Regions from separate parts of the Homo sapiens genome. Here regions 1 and 2 are each linked to region 3. The links are chromatin loops, found by intact Hi-C in ENCODE. Cell type or tissue: heart right ventricle. All regions are shown on one strand. Links, peaks and the distances in the headings refer to the core of each region. The heading gives the core; the rest is flanking DNA. Region 1 has its middle 140 kb from the start of LINC02458. Region 2 has its middle 140 kb from the start of DUSP6. Region 3 overlaps DUSP6 (dual specificity phosphatase 6).

Region 1 (6,201 bases), core at 2,254-4,753, 180 kb before region 3:
GAATGCAATTCAAGAAATCAAAAAAGTCATTGGGAAAATTAACAAAAAAAAAAGTCCCTTAAGAAAACTAACAAAGTCCTTACTTTACTTACTTCAAAAAGCACCCTCATTGTGGCCACATTGTCAAAGTCATACATATATTAAATGAGGATTTCCATATTGCTATCATATATTTTTATTCAACAATTAAGCCAAAAATGAGTGATCAGCATTTGATTCATCTGTGTTTGTTTCCTTAAAGTGCTAAGTATAATTTAACCTAATTTAAATATAATAATAAACAAATTATGAGATTTAGTTTCCCTTTGAAGATATAGGCCCAATCCCCTTTATTTTCATTATTCTTAAAATATTATAAGTGGATTCATTTTCAGGAACTTTATGTATATAAGTATTTTATGTACATAAATTTTTCTTGGGTAACGAGGAACCATTCACTGCTCCAGCCATGGTCCTTGCCCCAGAGAAGCATCTAAAAACCTGCAAGCCTGCATCATCAAGCAAGTCATAGTTGAGCTCTATGACATCAACAAGTGCAGAGGGATTCTTCTGAACCCTATGCACACATAACCATGGTTAATTAACTTAGTGCTGATGGCAGAGTTTGCCCCTTGCTTTAAATTAGGCTTTTCCTTTGATTAAAATGAAGGGCTTAGCCCACTAAATTTATTTTCCCAGGAGTAATGAAAGAACATCTGTCAAAGAAAAAAAAAGTCTTTAAGTGATGAATGCTAAGTAATGCACCTCAGGTAGCTAAAGATGCTCAGTTGAAGAGATCAACTGCAATGCTATGAGACACATATTAGCATGAGAGGATCCTGCCCGAAATTAGTCTTATACACAGATAAAATACAGCCTCCACCGCCCTAAATGTTCCAGTCCTCTCACCATAGCAAATTTGCTGAAACTCTATTGGAAAAGAACGTCTCCTTCTACCATAAGTTACAAAGCTCTCCATGGGAAATAATTTTATCTCATCCCTTTCCTCTGAGGAGCTGACCTTGTACAATATCAGGAGCCCAGATGTTTTGGAGTCAGACAGGCAGATCTTAAATCCCACCTTTGTATTTATAAGCTGTGTGATTTGGACATGTTTTCTACCCTTTCAAAGCCTCAGTTTCAATCTCTGTGATACCCAAATAATAAAAAGCTGTCTCATGGAGGCAAAGGGACTAAAAACTTAAGCAATGACTCAAGAATGCCCAATAATGTGCTTCATAGTAGACACTTAAAAAAAAAAGTTAGTTCCCATCACTTCCCCAATGCCAAGAAAGACTATGGGGAAGCATAACCCCTCTGGCACCTGGTGGGAAAGGAGGAACTGAAAGGGGATAAAGGGAGTGTAAGAGGAAATGGAGAGGGTGACACACAGACTAACTTCACCAGCACCGCCCCCATGCTCTCATTTCACCCGGGGCCAGTCTTAATCTCACATGGAAATGAGGGATAAGATATCTGCGTGTCAGACAGAAAGTACAAATTCAGTGCATCTGACTCAGAAACTTGGCAAAGATGCCGAGAGCAGATAATAAATATAATCACCCTGATTTAATTCAGATGGAGACCTCAGGGTTCGATCACTTCCAGCTGAGAGGTTCTCCTGTCATTGGAGGGAAGCCTGCTCTGACCTACCTGTGACAGTTGCTAATGGTTTTCTAAATTAGTGTCAAATATGATCTTATGAAGGAGTCATTTTTCCTTTAAGATGGTTTATGAAAGGAGTTTTCTGCCAGCACTTTGAAAAACAGAGAAATTCAACCAAAATCTGGTCAATGTTCATGTTGTTCTTCTATTTCAAGACCTGAGCACTTTCAACTACAATCAGTCAACAAATATTTATTAAGTCTGAAAATATTTGCTGTGTCAGGCACTGTGGGTGATGGAGAAGAGGTGGAGTGCATGGATTCCACTCTCAGTGAATTTTCAACCAGCCTACCTCTACAAAGTGATTGACCAATGAGACAAAACCAAAAAATCTATACTCAAGTGATAGTATACAAGAATGACCCCTGCCTCAGAGAATTGTGATGAGCTTCAAATATACCAATAGCGCAAACAGACATACGGACATGTGTGTTTCACAAATTAGTTATCCTACCCCCTAGAAAAAAAAAAAACAGAGAAATGTGAAAGCCAAGACAGCAGGGAGTCACAAAGATCAGGCTATCAACTATAGATGCTATAGAGATTTTGACAAAAAGAATGCCACTATTGACCTTTTAGAGAACTGCTTCTGGAGGGTGATGAAGATCAAAGCCAGTTAATGCAAAGAGTTAGGAAAGGGAAGCACAATTTCGCAAGTATAGCCAATAGGCGTAAATGACACATTTGAGAGGCTTGGGAAGGAGGATGAAGGGAGAAAACTGTAGCGTTTGGTGAAAGTTAGTCTGCTTATTTTTTAAGAAATGGAACTCTGTTTAAATAGCAGGTTTCTCTAGTAAGAGGGTAAAAATTAAAATGTTCTAGAACCTACCATAACTCTAACCTGATGCCAACAGGACAAGTACATGGTCTTGTGTCTCCAAGGAACTCAAAGATAGGTGGAGAAATTCTTTTACCTTTTAATCAAACAGTTCTAAAATAAAAATAAAAATAAAAACTTGCTTCCCTGGGATTTTTTAAAAAATAGCTTAGTTTATTTCATCAGCATTCTATAAAACAAAATAGAGACTGATCTGTTCTATCTGCAAAAAACACAGTTAAGGTACTTTTGACTAGGAACCTATTAATCCTTATTATATTTATTAAGAGTTTATACTTTAAGTCAATAATGACTTATTACATTGGCTTATTACAGCCCTCTTATCACCAAGTAAATGGTATAGGAAGCATAAAAATGTTAATGACAAGGCCTTTGCTCTCAGGAGGTTTTTTAACTCAATAGAGAAGACAAAAAAAATGTATAAATAACTTGCAGATAAAGGGCACTGTGACCAATTTAATAAAAGACTAAAGATATTCATTAAGAGAAGAAAAGAGAAAGAGGCTAATTCTGAACTAGAAGAGCTTAGACAGCTTCTTGGAGGAAAATGGACTTCAGTTGGGCTTTGAAGAAAGCATAAGCACTTCCAAAGCGATTCTGGTGGGGCTACACAGGGGTTGAGGGAGGTACAGTTCCTTTTGATTCCAGGCGGGAGGAGCTAATAAGCAAAGTGAAGAGTAAAAAGGATGGTCATAAACAAAACATCATAACAGTCTTGAAAGATGGTCCAAATACCCACTGTACCAAAACGGACTTCAAAACTCGAGCCCTCTAGATGGAAGATCTGTGCCTCTAGGCCTGTCTAATTCATTTCTGTGTTGTTACTCATGCCACTGTTTCCTAACTTCAATATTTCAGCTCTAGGGCCTATTTTTTTTCCCATTGTACTCATACTGCAGAAAGAGGAAATAACTCATCCAGTGGTGGGGATTTCTTAGCAGGGTTTTGAAGAGGGTTGCTGGGGGTGGCTGACTCTGCCAAAATGTTTCCTTTTTCTCTTGCTGTTTGTCAGATATTGCTGTTGAGCAACACTAGGGAGTGTCATCAACATGCAATCTCATCTGATTTATCTTCCCTTACTCACTCAGACTCAGCCCTTTGCCTCTTTTTTTTTTTCCTGGCTTATTTAGAGTTTCACAACCTCTTACCTTTAACTGCTGAATAAGTGTAAAACATGTGTGTATCTGGCATCAGATATTACAATCTCCAAGAAAAAGTATTCACAGTCAGAGATGGCTGTGGCTACCTAGTATACATCAATATTTTGCTTTGCTGTTATTTCATTTAGAAATTACATTTCCATTTTCCTCACAGATTCACATTCGAAACAATAAATTTTCAAATTTGTATTTTCCTCCAAGTCTCTCCCTTTTGAAAGGTGGATGGCTGAAATAAACATTTCTCTGAGCTCTACAGAGCTCAGAGTGTAAGTCTGTCCCAGAGAGCCATTAAAAAATTCCACACCAATAAACCACTGACGTAAATACAGGCGATGGAATATTTGGGTCTAACAGGATCCTAAAAAGGACTTTCAATCACATACACAGAGAAAATTAACTTCATTGACACATCAAAACTTTTGCAATGTCCTGGAGGCAGGGCCACCATGATTATTCTTCAACCCAACTAGCACAGACAAAGGATCTTATCGCCAAATCAGCCTGACTTCTTCGGGATCGATCAAGAAAACTCACCCTCCTCCCCCAATCTCTCTTCTCTGCACCCATCTTAATATGAAGAAAAATGGTTTGGGTTTTGAGTTGAGGATTCTAGAGCAGAATTTTAGATCTGATTGTTAAATAAATAGTTTGAGCCTAGTGAAAGATATGACTATACTAAAAATGGCTAAATAAAGCAGGTAAGAAAAACAAGGCAGCATATTGATCCTTTCAACAATGTATAGCTTTTATAGACCCTGCCATTCCATGCCAGTGTCTGGACTCACAAACTTTGGGGCAGCAAGCATTTTTAAAGCATTCAGTTGAGCTAAGAAGGACTGTATATGCATTAAAAAGTTTCTAGGACCTGTCTCCATTTCCCTGGATATACTTAACTCTACCTATTACCTTTTTATGTAAGTATCTTCTGCACACAAATACTGAAAAAGGTCAAGTTCTGGGAAGTCACCTGTTGGCTCTGTCAACATACAAAGGAAGCATCTGCTGTAAGATATTTCCTGCCTGAGGCCGTCTTTGCTTCCAAGTTTGTTGCTAAATCCCCAAAGCCTTCAATAGCACCTAGGGCCTAGCAGGAGATCAGTAAATATTTGTTGAATACTGAATGAATTCACAAATAAAAAGTGCTCATTGTTATTGATGTGCTCTCTTAATTGCCTACCTTGCCACAAACTAGACTTGCCTTAACCACTGGTCTCTATTCTTTCTGAATCCTTACCATATGTAAGGATTTGTCCGTATGGGTTCCCAAGTACTGTATCTCTAACCTCTGGAGTCTTAGTGTGAATTTGGTCCACAGGCACCAACAAGACTTGCTATCTCAGAGTTGGACTGTTCATTAAAATGACTTCAACTCTTCACTATCTGGCTTACCTTGGTTATCATAGTCCTAAATTCCAGAGCTACAGTGACACAAGTCCACATCCACATATAGCATGAGAATATAAAAGGTATAAAAGGGTAAAATTTAGTGGGGCAGGGGTGGGTGGTGGTAAGTTACTAATTGTGATAGTCTGATAGTCAGAATTCGAGATAGCTCCCAATAACCTCTGCCTCCTGATGTCCATTCCTTTATATAATCCTCCTTGAATGTGGGTTGTACTTAGTGGTCACTTCTAACAAACTGAATATGGTGAAAGTAATGGTATGTAACCTCTAATTTTGGGTATAAGAGACTATCTCTCTCTCTCTCTCTCTCTCTCTCTCTCTCTCTCTCTCTCTCTCTCTCCAGTAACCAGTGAGGAACTGAGGTCTCCCAGCAACCACCTGTGTGAAGTTGGAAGCGGCGCTCTCTCTCTCTCTCTCTCTCCAGCAACCAGTGAGGAACTGAGGTCTCCCAGCAACCACCTGTGTGAAGTTGGAAGTGGATTCCTTAGCCTCAGTCAAACCTTGAAACGACTGAAAACCTGGTCAACAGCTTGTCTAAAACCTCATGAGAGACCCTAAGCCAGACTCGCTTACCTACAGAAGCCTTTATCTGTATCTCTGAATAAATGTTTGTTATTTTAAGCTACTACATTTTGGTGTTGCTACATAGCGATAGATAACTAATATGCTAAATCAGGGATTGGCAAACACCCTCAAAGGACCAGATAGTAAATATTTTGGGATTTGCAGGCCACACAATGTCTGCTGAATGCAGGTGCATGGAGGTCTAGGCCCAAAGTCTTTTTGGGCATTAAGGGAAATTCATCTCCGTCTTTTTCTAAAGCATTCATTTTATTTTCTACCCATTCTACAGAGACTACCCATTCTACAGAAATTTCCTCAATGGAGAAAAAGGACTAAAACATTATACTTTTTCATTATTACCCTTATTTCTGCAGATATTTATCTTCCATTCAGTCCAGTCACTTGAAGACATATAGAGAACAACACAATCAGGTCACTCAACAAAAACTACCTATGTACAATGAATGAAGTGGCAACATATGAACATTTATTGTGTGTAAGTCGCCCTCAAGTAGCTAAACCATGGACAGTAAAACAGGAAAGTTATCAAGGAACATAAGAAATGTAAAACGGAATGTCATGGAAAGGTCA
Region 2 (6,201 bases), core at 2,471-4,970, 130 kb before region 3:
AGGCAGTACTCGCTAAGAAAATAGGCAGAAGATCCCGTTGAACACTATGTTTCGCAAACTTAGGCCTTAATTTCAATTATGCCCCTGCAAGGACAAAATATAACCCTGGTAAATGTGAAACATCTGATCATTATAGCTTTGAGACTGGCCAGATCACAATCAACTGGAACTTCCTCTTGCCTAATTTTAATTCCATTTGAGAATTGCCCATGATAATTTGACCCAGATCTCTTCACAACATAACATTATCTTAGAGTTTACAATTTCGTTAACCTCTTGTGATTAGAAAAGAGAGTATTTCAAGCCTTCCACTTGATTACTCTGAGCTATGAAGGTTTCCTTTGCATGGGATAAGCTTGTCTTCCTTTCATTTAACATAGCAAATTCAGTGTGACCAGTGCAATCTGATGCAATACCTTCACAGAAAAAAACACCGTGAAAGAGTCTTCTTTAAATCATACTCTGCAGCAGACTGGCAGAATACTGATTTTTTTTACATCAAAACTACAAAGTAAATGAGAGATTATTTTGAACAAATTCAAATAAAAAGATGAATTAATTAAGAATCATTTTAAAACTTCCATGATACTGACTTATCTGATTGAATAAACCTTAATAGCTTAGTCTCATAATCAGAGAAGAAAAAGTATTAAATTAAATCTGGTAATAACTTTTAAAATCTGAGCTAGAGCTCAGAGTAATGAGATGGGAAGTTTTAAATAATCCCTTTTTCAATCACAAGAGGTTAACAAAATTGCAAACTCTGAGATAATGTTGTTTTGTCAAGAGTCCTAGGTCAAATTATCACAAGATTAAATATGGAATTGAAATTAGATAGAAGCCCAAGTCACATTTTGGTAAATGATTATAGATTGCAGTATATATAAAAGTTATCCTATGTGATTTTAAATGTGATGTTGTTTTGATCGCTAGGGTGAGAAGAAATATTTAACACATGGAATCCAATCACTGGGGAAATGTTTAGAACTCTTTTTTTCAAAGGTTTAAAAAAAGTTAGAACAAAATTTTCTAATTCTCCTTTAAATACTTTTTGAAAATAACAACAATAAATAAATAAAATCATTTTTTAAAGTTTTAGAATATAATGTTTAAAGGTTATGAAAACTTCAAATAAAGTTCACACTTAAGTATTATGAAAAAAACTTTCATATTTTAACAATTAGGGTTATCTACTCTGCAATTCTTATAACGTTAGGAACGTCAGCTCTCAAGAGTGCAGGGCTGTGTCTGCCTGGTTTCTGGCTCTGTCTCCAGCAACTAGGAGTGTAGGGTAGTGCTAGCTCATATTATGTGTTTAAGTATTTGTTGAATGGATCAATAATCACATACATGTACTAATATAAGAGACCTCATGAATTCAGTAATTAATGGCTCCCATTTGCTCAGAAAAGGTAACTATATGAGAGGATGGGTATGTTAATTTGCCTGTGGTAGTCATTTCACTATCTATATGTAAATTAAGATAAGTATATATCAAAACTTCATGTGCTCCTTAAATACACAATTTAAAGAAATCTAACTGAACAAATATATGCTGAGGGCTTCTGCATGCCAGGCTCAGTTTTAGGCACTAGGGATACTGTAAACAAAACAGAAAAAAGGAAATTATTTATCCCGTTGGAGCTTGCCTTCTAGTTGGGTGAGACAAAGAATGAACACTCTAAGCAAGTAAAATATATAAGGGCTAGTTGGGGATAAGTTGTTAGTAGAAAATTAAACAGATAAGGCAGATACAGCATGTCAGGTATGGAGAACAGCCTGGAATGTTTAAGGTCTAGTGAGGGGAAGGCCAGTGTGACTGCAGCAGATTGAGTCAAAAGGAGAAGAGAAGGAGACAGGCTTGTAAACACAATGGCCATTATGAGGCTTTCACCCTGAGTCAAATGGAGAGCCATTGGAGGTTTTTGAGCAAACATCCAACTTATAGCAGACTCATTCTGGCTGCTGTGTTGAAAATAAAATGAGGCAGAGCTGGAGCCAAAGCAGGAAAATCTGGGAGGAGGCTATTTTAACCATCCACGCGAGAGATGATGCTGGTATTTATTGTACACCATGTGTCAGGCAGTGTGAGAACTGCTTTATATATTTGATATTTACATGCTCTATTATCTAATCCTCACAGCCCTGTGAGTTAAATCTTATTGTTGCCATTTTATAGATCAGGAAACTAAGGCTATCAATGGTAAGTTAACTTGCCTAAATGTACTAGGCTTGTAGGTGGCAGATGTAGGCTCAAATATAAATCTGTCTGTTACCTTACCCACTGCAGTGCCACTCTACATTTTCATACTCATTTTGCAAATATTTTATAATAATTTGTATCAATATATATCCAGAGATTGTGATAGCACCCACTTTATGGGTGATACAGCATTAATAATGAGACACCAATTCATCATTCCAGCTCTGTTCTCTGCTTCTCTATGTCGTAAACCTTCTGCACCATCCAAAGCAACTAGCTCATTATTTCCTAAACATTTATTGAACATTCCTGACTATTATAATTATAGGCTTTTAGAATTAAAAACAAAAAACTTAGACAACCTGACACTCAAAACAGGAGCTCTATCTATAGCTAGCTTGATAATAGGTCATTGGTCTCTGAATATTATCAAGTAACAGAGAAGGTGTTTATTGTTGGCTGTACCCATTCACATACTGACATGAGACACTTCCCGGAGAATCCCAGAGATTCTTGCAAAAGATCTTTCAAGGAGTTGGCCACATTAAACGTTTGGATACAAGGCAATAACATTCACATTAGAAAAGATACCCCATCAGCCAGGCATGTTGTAGTAATGAAAGCTGGGACTAAGAGTAAAAAAAAGCAAAATTCTGCTATCACCTCAATTCTGCTTCTGTTATCATTAGAATGCTAAGATTTCTTGGCTTGAATATCAAATTTAATATTTTTTAGATGGCAGTTCATTTTTACATTCCTCTATAACTCATGAAGAAAATAACTGTTGAAGGGACAGAAAAAAATGGAACCATGAGTTTTAAGATTGGAATCTCAGTCCTGTATTTACTACCACCTACACATGGGTTTCAGGAAGTGGCTGCCAACCAGATCCTATTACTGCTTTACACAATCTGCCTATTCTATGGCATGACACTAAATTAAATCTTGGAGAATGTACTAGGATGGAGAGGAAAAGAGCAAATAGCAATAGATCGAACACCTTGGAAATTCCAACTATTGGCCTGGCATTGTGGAGTCTTCTGGGTTCCCTGAATGGAGACTATTATTCCAGAGATTGGTAAAAACACAATACAAAAGGCTAGAGACAGGAGATAGGAGGCTACTATTGGTTCTTCCATTTTTCACAGTGCATCAGATAGTGACAACAGGATTATAATTACAAAAGCTCCCTCACTTCTTTAAAGTCCCATCTTGCTCTACCCCCTGGCTCAATGCCTGGGTGCCAAAAGCTCAGGAAGAACAAGATCAAGGCAAAATTAACAGGTGAAGTTTAACACAAAACCTTGGAACAATTATCTCCATTGAAGCCACATCAAGTGACTTTAGGAAAGCAAATCAACTACACATTTTCTTAGTACCTTTGCACAGAAGATTAAAATTAGTAGTATATCTGCTTATACCTGATGATCTTTAAATATCATTTTTGTGCTTTCCCTGTGTATTAGCATGAAAAGTTTAAGCACACTGACTTCAAAACCAGTGAACAGAGATAAGAGTCCTGACTAGAAGTCCAGGTTACTAAAATAAAGAGCTTTGTATGGTGGTTTCTCATATTGCTATTACACAATATCATGTAACAATTCTCTCCTTAAAATTTCATCCCAGGCTACTGCCTGAGATACAAGTGAAACACCAGGGTGGACCTGGGGCCGGCTCTGAGGCAACTTCTTTAGAACAGGATGTCCTCCTTCCTTTAGGTGACAGGTTACATACTGAGAGTTTTTTCATCCCTATTGAAAACATCTCATTTGCTGCCAAACTATATGTAAGGGAAAGAAGCAAGGTCTGCCCTCAAAGGCTCCTTGGAGACTGAAACCAGAGAATAGCCGGACATACACGCAGTATGAAAAGTCTAAATTAAACAATGGCTTTACAAGAGCACCTTCCCATGTGACTTTGAATCAGAGTAAAGGGAAGTTCACAAAAATCAAAGCAGTAAAAGGGATCTTTATTTGGAAAGTACTCATTAACTGGGCAAAGCCAACCTTTAGGAATTAGATCTGTGAGGAAAATCCTCCTGGCAATGAAATCAGGACTTTGAATTCTACTGGCTCATAAAATAAATAATAATATCCACTTACAGTTCTATATTACCTTTCAGTTTACAAAGTGGCTTCCCATAGATTATTTTATTTTATCTTCACAACACTCGTCTTACATAATGATGCCTGATTATTCCCTTTCATGGGTTAGGAAATTGAGGCTGGAGAAGCAGACCGGATTTCCTCAAGGTCACATAGTTATTAAGAAGCAAAGCCCAAATTGACATTTTGGTCTCCAGACCCCCATTTAGGAGCTGTTTCTTTGTTGCATCTCTAAAGTTAGTAAGCCATAATTTTATATTATCATATCTAGGTATACGTTCATTTGTAAAAGCCCCTGGTTACTTAAGATCTTGAAAAAGAGTTAGGCTAGGCTTAGAATAAGGCAGAATTTCAAGCTGTTTTATATGTTCCCTGTGACAATGGCAAGAATCCAAGGTACATTTTGAAGACAAATAAAATGAACAGTATTTTTTTTTTTGAGACAGAGTCTTGCTCTGTCACACATGCTAGAGTGCAGTAGTACAATTTCAGTTCACTGCAACCTCTGCCTCCCAGGTTCAAGTAATTCTCATGCCTCAGCCAACCAAGTATCTAGGACTACAAGCACATGCCACCACACCCAGCTAATTTTTGTATTTTTAGAAAAGACAGGGTTTCACCATGTTGGCCAGCCTGGTCTCGAACTCCCGACCTCAGGTGATCTGCCCACCTCGACCTGCCAAAATGCTGGGATTACAGGTGTGAGCCACCATGCCCAGCCCAAAATGAACAGTATTTTTGAATTTCATAATAGTAATATCAAAGGCTAAAACTACTGCACATATTAGAAGCTCTGTCAGTGGAAAAAAAATCAAATTTCCCTGATCAACTTATAAACTTGAAACAAGTTTTTTCTAGGGCTCTCTCTTCACTGAATTAAATACTATGATTTTGAATGTTGAAAATACTTGAATCTTGCTTTTAGTACACACAGTTGTAGAGTTGTGCTTTTCCTTTTTTTTTCATTGTTTATTTTTTAACTAATGTGAGCTATCTTAAAACAGAGAGCTATGGTGAAAGGGCAATGGTTAAGCAACCAGAGAGATCAGGCTTTGAACCCAGGCTCTACCTGGATGATCTGAGTAATTGATTTACTGAGAGCGTTATCTACTTAAAGGAAGCAAAACTATCATTGCTTGATTCCCACCAGAGTATGGAGGCAAGCCTGGAAAATAAGACATTTAAGAAGAAAGAAACAGTATTCTTAATTAAGGAGGGGTGCAAAATAGTGAAGACCACTGGAATTCAGCAGTTCTAATTCACTAAAGTCATTTCAATCTTTCAGGTAGCCTTTTGAAATAATCAAAATGCTATGGAAGAATGTTGTACTTTAAATGCTATGAAAGATGCTATGTTCCATAACATTTAAAGTACAACATAATGTTGTACTTTAATGCCAGTCATTGCCTGTGGCCCACAATTCATTTTCAGAAAGTCCATCCTGCTTGTACCAAGTGACACTTAGCACCCAATCTGATGGAAAAACACCCACCCAATGGAGAATCCATCCATAATTCAGCAAATCAGATTCTCTGACCTGGGTATATAGAATTTAGCATTAGCAACTGAGACAGTGAGATGAGAGTTGCTTGAAGGTGGCAGGGACACATTGACAGGTGTAGGACCAAAGTCAGGGCTGGACCCATTCAAGCAAAAGCTATGTCTAAGCAGAAGTTAAATGGAGCGGGGCAACCATGAGTAAGGTGGTAAATATGAAAAACACAATTAAGCACGTAAGAGGAGAAAAGTAGAGTCAAGAGGCTAGTAGTTCAGCAAGAGAAGAGAGTGGATTCAGGTACTGATTTTGCAGTCCCGGGGCCTTTCATGTCCTGGTTGTACTTTTTTCCCTCCAAAGTTTTCAGAGATGCCCTACTATCCTTTCAGCAAATTTTA
Region 3 (6,201 bases), core at 2,264-4,763:
CTGAGCAGGTCATAAAAATCAACATAGTTTCCACCAGCCTCTCTCTCTCTCTCTCTCTCTGGGGATTTCACCCATGGAACCCAGCCACCATACTATGTGGAAATTTAGGCCACATGGAGAACCAAAGTCCCCAGCCCCGGCCCCTGGCAGAGGTCCCAGTGGGCAGCCAAAGCCAAAACCAACTCACCAGCAAAGTGAGTGAACTATCTTAGAAATGAATCCTCTGGCCAGCAGTTGAGCTGCCCCTGACAAAACTGCGCTGATCAGAGGCCAGCCTCCCCTGCTGAGCCCTGACCAAATGCAGACTTAGGAACAAAATAAATGACTGTTATTTGAAGCCACTAAGTTTTGGGGCGCTTTGTAATGTAGCAATAAATAAATGGAACATAAGATAAAAGGGTATTCCTGCTACAATTTTTCAGAGAGCCAGGTACACCCGAAGATCCCCTGCTGCTCCTTCCGCTCTTTCTTTCCTCCTTCTGTTCGTGTTTGCAGTAGGAATTAAACTGGACCCAATGAAAAATACTTAACGTGATAAATACTTAGATTTTCCCCAAAAGTAGGAAACAGAATTCTTTAGAATTAGCAACCTTTTCCAGACTTGCTTCGTGCTTTCTCGGATGTCATTATCAAAAAGTGAATGATATTTCCTCACTTTTCCTTTGAGTGTCTGAGAGTTCATGTTTGACGGTATGGTGGTTTAACATGTTTTTATTACATCAGTGATGGCTAATAGATATGCACGCCTTCTCTAGTGGTGTTTTCCATGACAAAGTAAGAAAGTGAGTGGGTCAAATTGCATACATGTGGGCCATTAATCCTTTCCTATATAAAAAAATAAAATGTGGGATCTAAAATGTTAGTTGGAAGCAGATAGGGAAATACAAGACCTTGCCCGGTAGTTTCTTCAGGGCTCCTCTTTGATTTGGGCACTTTAGCGGTTCCATCTAGAAACGGGTCATTGCCTTCAGCCTCTGAGGGCTCCTGGGAGGTCTTTCGTTGCCTTTTATTTTTAACTTGTTTCATCGAACCAGTGCAATGCACACCAAGGCCTGGATAAATATTTGTGAGTTGTTTGAACTTTGTTCTGTGCCCTTCAATATTCTCAGGAAATCGATTTTGGACTTTAAAGAAGTTTGAAAATTCGTTCACCATAACTGGACTGATTCAGGGCCAATTGCTAAGTGAGCAGTGAGAACACGGGAGGAACAAGGGTATTTGAAAGTCTTGCAGGATCTTTCCGAAAACGATTATGGCTGTGTGAGGAACTGCATATAAATTTACACCCAAAGTAATCCTTCTGAAGCAGCTGAAAGTCTGAAGACTGACTTTTTTTAAGAGGACATTTCAAGGATATTTTCTTACAGCCAGCTACCACATGATCTGCCCTGGCTGTATCCTAAAAACCCCCATCTCCATTATTTGCTAATTTGCTGGTCAGTTTACCTCTCTTCTTCTGTAGACCTGCACCATATATATGTCTTCTGCCTCTCCTCCTTGCTTCTTCACACCCTTCCCCTTTCCCCTGACCCACCTCCCTCTCCCAGTTTGCCTCTAGGAGGGATAAGAGTGAGGAAGTGAACTTCTTTGGGGCCAGTTTAGTTGTGTCATCCTGAAAGGGGAGTATGGGCAAGGGTCAGGGTCAGGCCCTATGCTAGCTGGTAGCCATTTTAGAGATACTTAGGAAAAGTAGTTTTATAATTTAAGTGCCAATGGGACCAAGGAAGAGCAACTTCTCTGCGGAGAAGGAGGATGGAAGTTTACCCCCGGTGGACACCTCTCTGACAGCACACCAGCTGGGGCCTCCCATGTGGCTGTGGAATTCACATGGAATTTGGCTAGTCATTTAACCTCTGCTTCCTCCACTTCCTCAGCTGTATAATGGGGACAGCATTTCCTAGCCGACATCATGAGACTTTATAAAGGGGAGCAAATACTGATGACAAGCAGTTTCCAACAGGAAGAGCCAAAGGCTCAAGGTTCAGTTCTGCAGTAACAAGCACTGGATATGCAAACCTTCTCTAACATTATGTGTCAGGTGTCCCATAAAGGTGGCTTTAGGCTTTATTGGCCTTTCTCTGCCTCAGTTTCCTCTTTGCAAAATAAAGATAATAATAGGACCTATCTCACAGAGCTGTTTTGAAGATTAAATGAGATACAAAGTATAGTATCTGGTACTCATGATAAATGTTAGTTATTTGTTTCACCTGCTCCGCACCTCATTTTATCATGTAATAAGTGTCACCAATCCATGAACAGAAGCTGGAATTATGAGAGAATCCTAGAATGGGAGGTAAAAACTCCCTCATTTTTACAGACAAGAAAAAAGAAATGCGGTAAGATTGGGTGCCCTGCCCAGGGCTACCTGATTCATTAGCAAGAAAGCAGCAGCTACAGTTCAGGTCTCCTAATTGTCAAGGTTGGTGCAAGTCTCAGTTTTCATTCCTTTGAAGACTGTGTTGGTATTTTTATCCCCAGATAACCCTTTTTCATTCCTATTTTAACGCTAAGACCAGTTCATACTATTAACCACTGCAATCTCTGTCTCCTGCAGCTCCCAGGAAACCTGCTGATAACCTCCCCTTCCCAAAAGCCATACCCCACCCTACCCCCCTGCCCCTGCAAAAGGCCAGGAAAGGTAGCGCTTTCTCAGAGACCTGAGGAAGCTACTAATGGGGACAGCAGGTGAGGAAGGAGGCGGTGGAACTGCAGCTGCTGGCAAAGGTTGCCCTAGTAACCGTGCGGGCTCCATTCAGGAAGCCAGCCCAACTCCAAGATGCAAAATGATCGCCTTCACGCGGCTACTGCAAGCACAAAGGAACCAGAGGAGCCCTGATATAGCTGGAAGAAAGGGAGGCACAGAGAGAGGTGGGGGCCCATGCTGTCAGTTACAACCTTCCACCTTCCACAGAAGAAAAAGAAGGAAAGAGAATAGCTCTTTGAATCTTCTGGCCTATGTGAACCGTAAAAACCACCCATTTAACATGAGTCCTTTGGTGAGAATAGAGGGAAACAGGCACCCCTCTGTTCACCAGCCTTCTGAAACAATATGTCAGGAGAAGGGGGAGAAACCTCAAACATTGCAACTTTATGGAGGCTCTAAGCTCTTCATACTCTCTCTCTCCTTTATTCAGACTGGTGACAAAGACCATTTGCTCCCAATTTATTGGAAACTTTTTTTTTTTTCACAGCTTGAGCTGCTTAGATGCAGCGAGCTCCCTCTCCCCAAATTGCAGTCAGACACTTGCTGAATGGGCCAGGCTCAATTATGCTCCCTCCACAGGTTCAGCTCACACTGTGACCCTGCATGGCTTCCTGCTATTCATATGTGTTACTTCCCCTTTGTGGTAATGGCTTGTGGCACTTAGCCAGAAAACATTATTAATTTCAGAAGTGGACTGACAAACAACAAACCCACAGTAAAACGAGAGGAAGTGCTGGGGAGGCCAGCTGTCGGCTTGAGCCAAGCAGTAGGAACTCAATGTATGCAGGTTCTAGGAGGAAAGAGATAATAATCCACAAAGAGGAAATGCACTAAAATTATCCACAGCCCATATTTTTTTAAAAAACGAAAGAAAGAAAAAGAAAGAGAAAAGAAATCAGAGAAAAGAAAGGGGGGAAAAGCACCCAGCTACTTGAGCTGCAGCTGGACAGGAAATTGCTAACGCTGCTTGCAAATCCTTACTTTGAACAGGCAGTTTAGGGAATGCCAGGAGCGGAAACCGTTCAGAACTGGATTAACACGAGCCAAGTTGAACTGCAATCCACTTCTCCTTTCTGTGCTCTTGCTGACTTGGGACACCCAAATAGGACAGACTGACTTGGTATATATATATATTTGCACTATTTCTGTTTGCTTTTTATACTTAGTTGCTTAAAAATCACCATGGACAGTTTTATATGATTGCCATCGAATGAAGGCCACTTGCCTCCTAAGTTAGTGTAGACGACCAAGCAGTCAACTCATGTGCCATGTAGGTGAAAAGCTCATTCTTCTCCCCACTTCACATGAAGGGACTGAGCTCATGCAAAAAGAGCCCCAAATATAAGTACGTTCTAGTTCTTTTGATTCCATACACCTGCCTTTTATTTTGGTTTGTGTATTTTTACATTTGAGGTAAGGAGAGGGTAGGTCCCAAGAAAAATGGCAAGATATAAAGTCTTTAGCTTGAAAAGAAACTAAAATAATCCCCACAAGTTTCAATAAGGGTTTCTGACCCACATCCCAAGCCAGTTAAACAAAAAAGCACATTACAACAGGGATGACAAAGTTGCCTCCTAAGTGCCAATGTAAAATTCTAAAGCCATATCCTGACACGGTGAGGAAGCTTAGATATGCCTTGCCATGCGCATGCTAGGGGAAAAAGTGGAGACATCATTCTGGATTCAGCATTCTCACACTAGGATATCTGCAGGTAGAATTGCCCATGACAACAGACTGGAAAAAGAATTATCCCTACTTCCTCTTTGGCATTATCTCAGCATTATAAAGCAGAAGATCCTGACAGTGAAGGATAGGGAGGAGGTTAACATGTGGCTGTCATCTTGGTATTCTGCTACACCTCTCTGTGGTTAATATCCAAATTGTATTCCTCAGCAAGCTATGCTCTATAGGTTCATTTTTCTTCAGGGGCTTTAAAATCTTAAGCCGGAACTATACTCATAAGAGGTATTGTTCATATACACGGTACAGTCGGTCCATTCTAGGATGTCATCTTTATTCGTGGCAAACGATGAATTTCATAAACTGCTGCTGAAAAACGTTCTAGGAAAAGCTTAAAAGAACCTTGCCCTACTATGCCTACAAGTCAAAATCAATCCCTGAATGAAAAAGTTCTAAAATGTGTCACTTCACACATAGGTATAACTGAGTTTTTAAAAACACACATTCAATAGCCAAAATAGTTATTTATTAATAATTTAAGGTTTTACATTCTTATAATAAATTCCAGCTCTAAACTTTACACCACGAACATAATGGAGAATTTAACTCTCCCTTCTTCACAATCAAATGCATTTCTCTTATCAAATGGGTACCCATGCTCACACACACACACTTCCAGTTTTATACAAATTTTTTTAAAGGAAAGAAACCAACCCAAAGTATTGCATTTGAGGTGACACTCCCTGAAGAATTTTATACAGAGGTAATATACTGTTTAGCACAGCTGAAGGTTTTTTTATTCTTTCTTTTTTTAAAGTGAGCCCATGATTTGGTGTCTTTCCCAGATTATCCCCTTTGCGACAACACAAGCAAAAATATTTACAAAGGTAAGGCATAGTCAAACTACATAAAGAGAAAAAATCATGAGGAAAATACATGAAAAAGACTAAAGACTTCGCCATAACAAGGTCTTAGTGATAATAGTGTCCGTAAAGATGTCATCAGAATTGGTAAAGTCAAGCATGCTGCAAATATACCCTTTGGATTAGAAAAGAGCACAATTTTCTTTTTTTGTTTTGTTCTGTTTTAAGAAGTGGCATACTGCTCTTTCTCCCTTTGGATAATTTCTTTTAAGCCCATCAAAGGAAAAAACAAACACAATTCAAACAAACACTGTCAAGTGATTCAAGATCAAATATTTACAATAATCAAATGGAGTATCAGATTTTTTTTTCCAAACTGATACCACAAATACAGAGCTGAAATCTCTCTTTGGCTCCTCTATATGCAAAATTGAATTAGTCTTCATTGAAGACAATTATATAGTCAGTTCCAGATGCAAAAGGAAACAGCCTTACAAGGCCCTAAAGAACACATGCTCCTACCCTATCATTTGGTTCTACCCTATGCGCCTGGAAGTCCTCGAATCCCAGTCCCTGCATGGGTAGGCTGTACACATGGGTACAGAGCAAACCTACTGCCTGTATCTATACAGCATGTCCTGTTATTCCAAAGAGAATGGAGCAAATCTCTCTGTTAGTATTAACCAATTCCGCACTTGGTAACCTTGTCTAGTACAGACAGCTGGTGTCATTTTGACACCTGGGGCCACACACAAAGAAAGCAGCCCAGCTGATGCTGCCAAGAGAAACTGCTGAAGGGCCAGACACATTCCAGCAAGGAGGGGTGTGGGGTCTTTCACGTAGATTGCAGAGAGTCCACCTGGTATACATTCTGGTTGGAAGGGGTGGTAAAATACAGCTGCTGTGCTGGAACCCTGTTGTCACATGGGCTGCTGAGTCCCAGCGTCCTCTCGA

Evidence for each region. Hi-C counts contacts between places; a loop is a spot of excess contacts. Peaks named below come from ENCODE experiments on the same cell type or tissue, not always from the same donor. Only the 100,000 strongest peaks of a DNase experiment are listed, where the experiment ranks them.
Region 1: a loop joins it to region 3, with 4 times the contacts of the local background. A loop is called at or near these places in 39 of 110 quality-filtered maps.
Region 2: a loop joins it to region 3, with 3 times the contacts of the local background. A loop is called at or near these places in 29 of 110 quality-filtered maps.

The regions. Positions count from the first base shown.
Region 1 is chr12:89,159,468-89,165,668 of GRCh38, forward strand. No RefSeq gene overlaps it. Among named protein-coding and RNA genes, the nearest start is that of LINC02458, 140 kb to the left of the region's middle. RefSeq lists an enhancer at 1,236-1,295. In heart right ventricle, for the core only: no CTCF peak of the experiment used is centred there; a DNase peak (open chromatin) is centred at 3,454; H3K27ac peaks cover 2,500 bases.
Region 2 is chr12:89,208,601-89,214,801 of GRCh38, forward strand. No RefSeq gene overlaps it. Among named protein-coding and RNA genes, the nearest start is that of DUSP6, 140 kb to the right of the region's middle. In heart right ventricle, for the core only: no CTCF peak of the experiment used is centred there; a DNase peak (open chromatin) is centred at 3,881; H3K27ac peaks cover 2,500 bases.
Region 3 is chr12:89,343,172-89,349,372 of GRCh38, forward strand. DUSP6 (dual specificity phosphatase 6) reads right to left here. Exons shown (of 3, transcript NM_001946.4): 3 at 4,064-6,201. The coding sequence ends at 6,083. It overlaps POC1B-DUSP6 (POC1B-DUSP6 readthrough), which reads right to left. Exons shown (of 11, transcript NR_189589.1): 11 at 4,894-6,201. Among named protein-coding and RNA genes, the nearest start is that of DUSP6, 6.2 kb to the right of the region's middle. RefSeq lists an enhancer at 3,002-3,181. In heart right ventricle, for the core only: no CTCF peak of the experiment used is centred there; DNase peaks (open chromatin) are centred at 2,711, 3,400 and 3,710; H3K4me3 peaks cover 1,926 bases; H3K27ac peaks cover 2,500 bases.